Regions from separate parts of the Homo sapiens genome. Here region 2 is linked to region 1. The links are chromatin contacts, found by Hi-C or POLR2A ChIA-PET in ENCODE. All regions are on one chromosome and are shown on one strand. The core of a region is the stretch at or near the end of the contact, and the rest is flanking DNA. Distances in the headings are between cores, read along the strand shown.

Region 1 (4,701 bases), core at 1,210-3,709:
CAAAAAACTCAGCCACCCACTTCACCTCTCTTTTCCTCCTAATGTCTGAGAACTCTTGTATTTCCAAGGCCTCAGAGATCTTTCCATGTAATTCCCTCACACTGCAGGCACAGGTTATAACTGATAATGACCCATCTCACTCTTACCTTTTACAGGTATGGAAACTGAGGCAAGATCAAAACAGAATGGTGAGTTCTGCATTATAAAGAAGTTGGGGATAGAACTGGGGGGTGAGTTTGTATTTTATTACTCCTGTCCCAGGTAGGTCCATGGAAACCATGATCATCTATTACTCCACATCTTCAAACCAGGGTCAGTGGGTTGTAATGATTTGAACAAGGGAAGAGAAGGCCTGGCTAGTGGCTCCATTAACACTGTGACATGTTAACCAAAGAAGTTCAGTATCCAGAACAAGAAAGATGACGATTCTGTCTGTTCTGCATTGGACATCCCAACATGGAGACCAGGATTTAATTGTGGATCTCACTTCAAGGGGATCACAGATAAATAAGAGTATAGTCATAGGCAGCGAGAAGAATGGTCAGGCCAAGTGAAGAATAGTTAAAGAGATGAAGGTGTTTATACTGGAGATAATAAGTTAGGGCAAGTTATAACTCTATTCAAACAACCAAAGGCTGCCACGTGGAAGAAGGTTATGAATGAAGGGGGTAGAACTGGAATAACCAGTGGTGAGAACTTTGGCCTAACATGAGAAAGCATGTTCTTGCTGTCAAGAACTAAAATGGGCTATCCTGAGAGGTAGAAAGTATCCTGCCAGTGCAGGTGTCGGAGCACTAGTGGGACCACCCCTTGAGGGAACCTGCTGAACACTGAATATGAAGTTGAACTAAAGGCACTCAAAATCTCTTTGAAACCTGAGGTCCTAATATTTCAACACCTTTCTACATTTTTTCTTCCTTTCTTTCTGTACGCTAAAGCATTTGACACTGACACTATCTTTTTTTTTTTAGTTGCATTGCAATTTCATCATTATGTGTGTTATCATGAGCAATATTGGTGTTTTTTTTTTTGTTTTTTTGTTTTTTGTTTTTTGAGATAGAGTCTCACTCTGCCACCCAGAGCTGGAGTATAGTGGCACAATCTCCGCTCACTGCAAGCTCCACCTCCCAGGTTCACGCCATTCTCCTGTCTCAGCCTCCCGAGTAGCTAGGACTACAGGTGCCCACCACCACACCCGGCTAGTTTTTTGTATTTTTAGTAGAGACGGGGTTTCACCGTGTTAGCCAGGATGGTCTCGATCTCCTGACCTCGTGATCTGCCCGCCTCGGCCTCCCAAAGTGCTGGGATTACAGGCGTGAGCCACTGTGCCCGGCCCCAATATTGTTTTTAATATCAATGATTTAGTTGCTAGAGTTTCCTCTTGCCTGTGAGGCATCAAGATCAAGTCTGAAATTCAGAGACCACCCCTAGGCTCTGTGGGACTTTGATCTTCTGTTCCAAGGCAATGTTTAGGGGAACTAGAAGGCAGTAAAAAAAATTAGTGGACTAGGTGTATGATCGTTTATCCTTAAGCTCACCATTGATCAGCCTGTTGAGCTTAATTAAGTCACATTAGCTTTTACAGAATCAGTTCCTCATCTGTACAATGGGGGAATATTCTAGTTAATGCACAAGTTCTTGTGGGGATCAGGTAAGAGGCTTTAAAATATAACATATATGTGAAAGCTCCTATTATTAAAACTATTTTAATAAACACTCTGAAGTACATTTAAAACAATTTCATATGGTAGATTTCTTTTCTTTGGAGTATTTCCTTTGCCATGAGGTTCTGATTTTTCAAAATCAATAAATTATTCGCCAGTTTAATGGATTTTACTATATTGTAACCTCTTTGAAGAAAGAGGCTGTGCCTTGCCTACTTTTACATCCCATGCAGTGCTTATAGTGGACAGCTAATACGTGTTTGTCGAGTTGGATCTCTATGAAGGCTGGGACGCGGGGCCTGTAGCTGTGGGTAATGATGCTGAGGACCAGCAGTGGCCGCTAGATGGCAGAAGAGGCATGGAAGTCACACTGGAGAAACTGCAGCGGACTGACAGTCACTGGACTTGGGAGAGAAAGGAGTGGGGAAAGATTAGAGCCAAGGAGAGAACTTGGTATTTTCCACTTTACAAAAGAAACAGGGGTCACGTTCTCTTTTTATGCTTCCCACAAACAAGAGAACGGTTTTACCTTTAAGACTCGGAGTTTAACCTTCTCAATGGCAACTGCAGTTTTGGAGGCCTCTCCTTGGAGATGTGGGGAAAGCAACTGCTCAAAAGTGAACACTGCATTCTCCATTAGCTAGAAACCAGAAGCGACACAGAAACAGACAACAGTCAGGGGCTGGGATCACCACCCACAGGCCTGGCTAAGTGGGACTGCAGAGTAGGGGCCATCAGAGATGAGTCCCCTCGGCTGCTATTCGGTGGGGGTACCCAAGGCAACATCACCCCATCACCAGGGCTGTGAAACAAATGGTCACGTGGTCACAGTGGGAGCAGGAAGAAGTTGGAAAACCCAAGGCCATGGGACTGAGCAAGCATTCTGTCATCTCCCGTGGGCACTCCTATTCTTTGATACCTGCAGCCACTGATTAAGGGATGAGGCTGGAGCCTTCTTCAACTAGTTTTTGGTGGCACCTCCACTTTAAGTAGATGTAAACCGCTCCACAGCTTATCTCTCCCTCTCTCTGCAGGGCTGGGAAGAGAGGCAGGGTCAGGGATGGGTGGGGACAGTGGCTGACATGTTCATGGGTCAGAAAGCAGAAGTAGTTCAGGTATCTTATTCTCTGCACCTTTGCCTGTGTTCCCGTCACCAGGGTCCAGTATTACGAAAGAGACTTCTGCTAAACTGTTGCCCAATTTTGTTCCTCGTTCCTCTTTCATCCCTCACAACTCAAGGGTTAGTTAGCTAAAATGTATCACTTAATCCTGCCCATAACCTTTATGAAAAAAAAAGTTCTCCTTTCTTCCCCAAGCCCGTGGTCCCAAAGCATCCAATATATACCTTTTTTTTTTTTTTTTTTTTTGAGACACGGTTTCACTTTGTCATCCAGGCTGGAGTAGTGCAGTGGCACACTCTTGGTTCACTGCAACCTCTGCCTCCAGGGTTCAAGCGAGTCTCGTGCTTCAGCCTCCAAGTAGCTGGGACTACAGGTGTGCACCACCATGCCCAGCTAATTTTTTTGTATTTTTAGTAGAGATGGGGTTTCACCATGTTGGCCAGGCTGGTCTTAAACTCCTGACTTCAAGTGATCCACCCGCCTCGGTCTCCCAAAATGCTGGGATTACAGGCGTGAGCCACTGTGCCTGGCCACAATATATACCTTTATCATACCTTCAACATTGTAGTGAATTTATCTAAGAATTTGTCTCACTCAAGCTCCCTGAAGTGGGATCTGGTACAGTGTCCGGCCCACAGTAATCTCTCCTCAGAATATCTGTGTGAAATGGCATGGTGTCCTTTAGAGCTTTGGTGACCGTACCCCTTATTCATTTAGGAAACACTATAATACGGAAGGAGTTTGTGCTATTCATTCCTGTTACTGGGGAAAAGGTTCCTTATGAAAAAAAAAAAAAAGAAACCTGTCAAGTAGACTCAAGAAATTCAAATATGAAGCTGTGATTGATTGATTGGTTTACTCTTAATTACGTTAGGGAATTAATTTAAGCCAGTGGCTCTCAATCCTGGCTGCATATTAGAAACAGTAGGAATCAGGGTAGGGAAGTTCTATCAAAAAGTAGCCATATAGGCTGGGTGTGGTGGCTTATGCCTGTAATCCCAGCACTTTGGGAGGCCGAGGTGGGCAGTTCACTTGAGGTCAAGAGTTTGAGACCAGCCTGGCCAACACAGTAAAAACCCCATCTCTACTAAAAATACAAAAATTAGCCAGACATGGTGGCACATGCCTGTAGTCCCAGCTACTCAGGAAGTTGAGGCAAGACAATCACTTGAACCCGGGAGGCAAAGGTTGCATGCAGTGAGCCAAGATCATGCCACTGCACGCCAGCCTGGACATCAGTATTTCCCCCAGGTGATTCCAATGTGTAGCCAAGGTTACAGCACTGATTTGACAAATCAAGTAGTTATCAATTAATGCTACTTTATTTTTCTGAGCTATGTCTTGTCTATGATGTTCATCCACATGGATGGAAGATGAAGCCAGTGGAGGGACAGAACGTGTCCTCCCGCAACATGATGGCTAAAGAGACGCGACGTATTTCCCTGAGCTACACTAGCAGCTGGTCTCACTGGCCAGCACCCATTTCTCTGCTCTCTCTTTACCCTCATCCACCACGGATGCCCCTGCCACACCCACCTCCTGCATGTAGTTCTGTGTCCTCTGAACCACCAGATCAATGTGGGGGAATCTGAAGCGGCTCTTGAGATCCTGCAGGCGCTCGTGAAGCAGGTTGACTTTAGTATAACAAGGTTCCATCTTCACGGAATGCAGCGGAAGATTCATAAGCCGGTCTAGATGCTGCATTTTGGTGAAGGGAAACATTAAACACCCTCAGAATGAGGAGCGGTATTGCATATATATTGCATATTACATACATTCTAAGCAATCAAATGCAAGTTGTTAAAGTGAATCACTACTTGGATCCCTACATCTGTGACACCTTCAACTGTCTTATTTTCCTCCTGCAGTGGGTTCCTAGGGTAGCTGTAATGCTAGGACAGAAACCAGCAGAAACA
Region 2 (4,701 bases), core at 1,070-3,569, 110 kb after region 1:
GTGGCGTGATCTCGCAGCTCACTGCAACCTCTGCCTCCTGGGTTCAAATGATTCTCCTGCCTCAGCCTCCTGAGTAGTTGGGACTACAGGCACCCGCCACCATGCCCAGCTAATTTTTTGTACTTTTAGTAGAGACGGGTTTTCACCATGTTAGCCAGGATGGTCTTGATCTCCTGATCTCGTGATCCGCCTGCCTTGGCCTCCCCAAGTGCTGGGATTACAGGCGTGAGCCACTGTGCCCAGCCCATTAACTTTCATTTTAATAGCCACGTGTGGCTAATGGTTACCATATTGAGCAGTATGTCTCTAGAAAACCTTTCATGTCTTCATCTTAAAATAGGGATAAAAATCACCAATCTCAGTGTTTCCTTTGTCTTACTGGTCATAAGATTCTCCTGAGTTGCCTGATAAAAAGTAGAAAATTCCATTCCCTACCTCAGACCTACTCAATCAGAATCTATATGAGGGAAGTCAGAGAAACTGTGTTTTCAATATCTTCCTCCAGGAGATTCTTACGATGAGGCCAGTTTGTTATATTCAATAGCATTGTAATGAAGAATAAATCTGACATTTGTAAGCATTAGCAAGATGCCTGGATCTGTACAATCGCAGAGGGAGAAGGCTCTTGTTCTGGAGAAGTTAGTTGCACCAACATACGTGCTCACTGGTATCAAAGTACCAACTTCAAAGCCCTCTAAAGAATAGTAAGATGGTTTAGTACTTCTGGGGTGATGGGGGAGATTGTATTCCAGAATGCTGAGGGCACTTGATCAGTTTTCCTTTGTTTTGTTGTGATGGAGAGGAATAGAATAATATATAAGGTATGGCTCTGATGATGGGTAGCTTGAAGGATGGATGGCCTCGGCTGTATTTGATGTGGTAAGCGATTTTTGAAATCTAGTGAAGGAACTTAGAATGGAGGTAAGAGAGAACAACTAATGTGTAACTACACATAAATGTAATTTGAATAACAGATATAAAAGGGAAAGAGAAAGAGACAGAGACAGAGAGACATAGGTTGAAAGAAACCTGCATAGCAAAGGCTTCCTTAATGTCAGGTTGTTGACTTTAGGAAATAGAGAAAATAATGACCTCAGTAGGATTAAAGAATGGCTTGTTGGCAAAAGGCCTGGATTCTAGTCCATTCCTGAATATGCTGTTGTTTCAAGGAGCATATTATATAACTGCCACAGAGAATTCTGAAATTTCAATATAGTTTCAGAAGTCCACGAACATTCCCATTTTGCAGATGTGGAAGCCATCTGCTCATCTACTCTCCTTTATGGAATACAATGGGATTCTTCCAGATCACTTGAAGTTCTCCAAATAAAAGATACAAGCATTATAAGAAAGAATATTACTTGCAGAAGCAGAAACATAATATGCAAATAAATGTGTCTATTATTATTTCTGTGAGCTCTTCACATCATTGAAGCTGATCTGCATAGTATAAATAGATACCATTGCTTTGTAACAGAGATATCGATGTAGGGGAACGAAAAAATGGTAATGAGGGGAAAAAGAAAGTTGTAATAGGTAAATACATTATTTACATGTAATGCTAAAAGAAACTTAGGTTGGAAACTTAACTTCAGCTTACATTTTAAATTTTCACTTTATTTAATTGTAACAGGTACATGACAATGATAGGCTAACTGTAAATATTTAATTTTTATTTTACTACCACAGTAGATGGGGAATAAATTAGCTATGAGCAAAAAAAATCCAATTCATTAACTTCCCTTTATTCCCCTTGAATAATTATGTGTGTGTGTGTCTCCAAATAAACCATATACAACTTGGCCAAAGTTTTAAAATGAGGGGTTTTTTTTAAGTAAAATATTCAATTTCCAGGATAAGACTGAAAAGTGTTTGTTCCATTTAATATAACAAAATAAAGATATTTTATATTTATAATAAGACAAAAATAAATATTTTTGTTATTGAAGGAATGACTTATGAATTGATAAACTAGATATGTATGAAAATACTATGCCTGATCCATAACATTATTTCCTTTTTCTTTTCTCGTTTAAACCTGCTTATTCTACTATTCATCTCCTTCAGCCTTCCAAGCTCTTGCCCCTCCCGATTTCCCTAACCCTAGAACCCCTCCAAGTTTTACTTCCTTCACTACTTATCCTTGATCTCCAGGACTCATAGTTGATTCACTAACACCAGTCAAGAATATCTTTGATTTTCCTATCCCTAAGAAAATCTTTCTTCAAAATCTGCCCAGCCAATATCTAGCCACGGATCAACCCACCTGCCCATTTTCCCGGCTGCTTATTGCAGGCTTCCCAGCAGTACAGAAAACACTGCTATGCTGTGCGCTTGGCTCCGCTGCAGACAAATGAGCCCCAGCCTGGGCTGGACTCATTGCTGTTCAGCAAACTTTTTCTTATCCCCATGACTATCTCTTCCACTTTTTTTTTTTTTTTTCTTTGAGATGAAGTCTCACTCTGTCGCCCAGGCTGGAGTGCAGTGGCGCGATCTCAGCTCATTGCAAGCTCCACCTCCCGGGTTCATGCCATTCTGCCTCAGCCTCCCGAGTAGCTGGGACTACAGACACCCGCCACCACGCCCGGCTAATTTTTTTTTTTTTTTTTTTTTTTTTAGTAGAGACGGGGTTTCACCATGTTAGCCAGGAAGGTCTTGATCTGACCTCGTGATCCGCCCGCCTCGGCCTCCCAAAGTGCTGGGATTACAGGCGTGAGCCACCCTGCCCGGCCGGTCTCTTCCACTTTTCAAAGCAGCTCTCACATCTTCAAAAGTATCCTTAAACTCCCTTCTCCACCCTCCCTTTACTCAGACTTCCTCTTTTAAGCAAATGGAGATATAATAAGTTTCATTTCTCTTCTATCCACCTCTAAGTTCATCTCATCATCTACTATACTTTCCTCCTCCTGTCCACCTCAAAAGGAAGACCCCCCCAATATTTTTCGTCCAAACTCACTACATTAATTATCTCCTTTTTCTCGGATTGCCATTGTCTTCCTCACCACTAGTTTTCACCCACACATGCATTCAAGTCCCAGAAAAGAAAATTACTCATCTACCTCTCAGGCAACTGCCCTCTTTTTTACCCTTAACCATCAAACCTCTTGAAACAATACCCTGAATCCATTGTTCTCAGATTCATCACCTCTATCCACTTCTTAATCAGTCACTCTTTCCCTTAAAAACGCAACCCCACTGAACTGCCTGTACAACCCAATGACTCCTACATGTGTGTTTGCTGTCCCAACCTCTCCTGGATCCCTGCCGCATATTTCCAAATGTCTCCTGCTGAATAACTCCTTGTGAAAGTCCTGACAGGCACTTCGAATTTGCTCCCCTGTCTCGGTTAACAGATTCACCATCACCTGGGTGCCTGCAGTAGAAACCTCAGAATCATCCTTTTGGATCTCCTCCTCTAGGTGCCACAGTCAGCAAACCCTGCCCTTTGGGCTTTGGGGATCTCTCTCAAAAGCAATCTTGCCACCAACGACTGGTTCAGGCCCTCGTCTCTTACAAAAATAATGACTGCAATGAGCTCCTAACTTTGCCTCTAACTGCTCCCCTTTCAAACCCACTCTTCACATCACGGCAAAGGTAACATTAGAAAACACATAACTGATCAGGTCCTTCCCCTGATAAAAGCCACCTTGGGTTCTTCCAGGCTCTTCTCAAGTTGGTCCCAACCCACCTGTCCAGCTTCTCCTCTATCCACAGAGCGTTGTATATGCTGGCTATGGCACGTTCCCCACAGTGGTTAAGCATAGCACATTATAACTGCCTGTACTGTTCACCCTTCCTAGAACCTATAGACCCAGATAAATTCCTATTCATCTGCAAAGTCAAATTGCAAGTCTACCTTGAAGCTTCTCCTGAATTCTCCTTACCTAACGCCTTGGTCAGAATTAATTGTTCCCTTTTCTATATTTACCCAGTCTTTTACCTGAACCCCCATTTCTCCAATGTCTACACCATAATGTAATATAGTGATTTATTTACATGCCCTCTCTCTCCAGTATAGCAGCTCATTGAAAGTGCATTGCTCATCTTTGTTCCTGAGAGCCTAGAGTGGTCAGTAGCAGGCACAGAATTGATATTAGCTGTATAGTGAGTGTATTTTCCCTGTCCACCCTCCCAACATCCTCCACCATTGGAATAAAGGGAATGCACATGGAAAATTAATTTGCCACACAAATGGAACATTTACACCAACATTTAAACTTGTAAAAAAAAACCTCTAAAATTCTTTAGAAAACTCCATTCCAAAACTATTCTTTTTCTTACATACTGTGAGTTTATTATTCCTTCATTAGAGAACCAGAAAGACTACAAATAAATTTTAAGTTGTCAGAAAGACTCATCCTAAAGTAATATGTTTAGCTATGCAGTGATTTAGTGTGAGACACATTGAAAACAAACAAACAAAAAAAGATCAGTAATTTAAGCATGTAAATATCTGGTACAAACTGGCCTGTCCTGACCTATAGGTGAATCAAGGTGACCTGCCTGAAGCAGCCTTGGATTCCAGGGAAGGAGTTCCCAAAGGGAGCGCTGGAGTGTTTGATTCCTTTTCTCCAAATCCCATGTGAAGCTTACCATTCTGCTGGAAGCCAAGGCATCAAAACTACATGTTTACAAAGAAAGTTTTGAGGTGAATATTTAGATTAAGACCATGTTTATATGGCACAAAATACTTGGTTGGCT

The links. Hi-C counts contacts between places; a loop is a spot of excess contacts on that map. ChIA-PET counts read pairs that join two places held with the same protein, here RNA polymerase II (POLR2A). Pooled maps may share reads with other maps.
Region 2: a pooled map shows a loop between it and region 1 (2.5-fold over the local background). The contact joins two enhancer-like sites. A Hi-C loop is called at or near these places in 3 of 50 pooled maps. POLR2A ChIA-PET finds 5 or more read pairs at or near these places in 2 of 52 experiments (PC-3 and activated T-cell).

What each region holds. Positions count from the first base shown.
Region 1 is chr1:184,803,753-184,808,453 of GRCh38, forward strand. It overlaps NIBAN1 (niban apoptosis regulator 1), which reads right to left. Exons shown (of 14, transcript NM_052966.4): 10 at 4,322-4,483; 11 at 2,194-2,304. Among named protein-coding and RNA genes, the nearest start is that of EDEM3, 51 kb to the left of the region's middle. Within about 2 kb of position 2,460, at least 7 of the 41 ENCODE cell types and tissues checked have a DNase peak (open chromatin) inside an H3K27ac peak, as active enhancers do.
Region 2 is chr1:184,914,777-184,919,477 of GRCh38, forward strand. All of the region lies in intron 1 of NIBAN1 (niban apoptosis regulator 1), which reads right to left. Among named protein-coding and RNA genes, the nearest start is that of NIBAN1, 57 kb to the right of the region's middle. Within about 2 kb of position 2,320, at least 3 of the 41 ENCODE cell types and tissues checked have a DNase peak (open chromatin) inside an H3K27ac peak, as active enhancers do.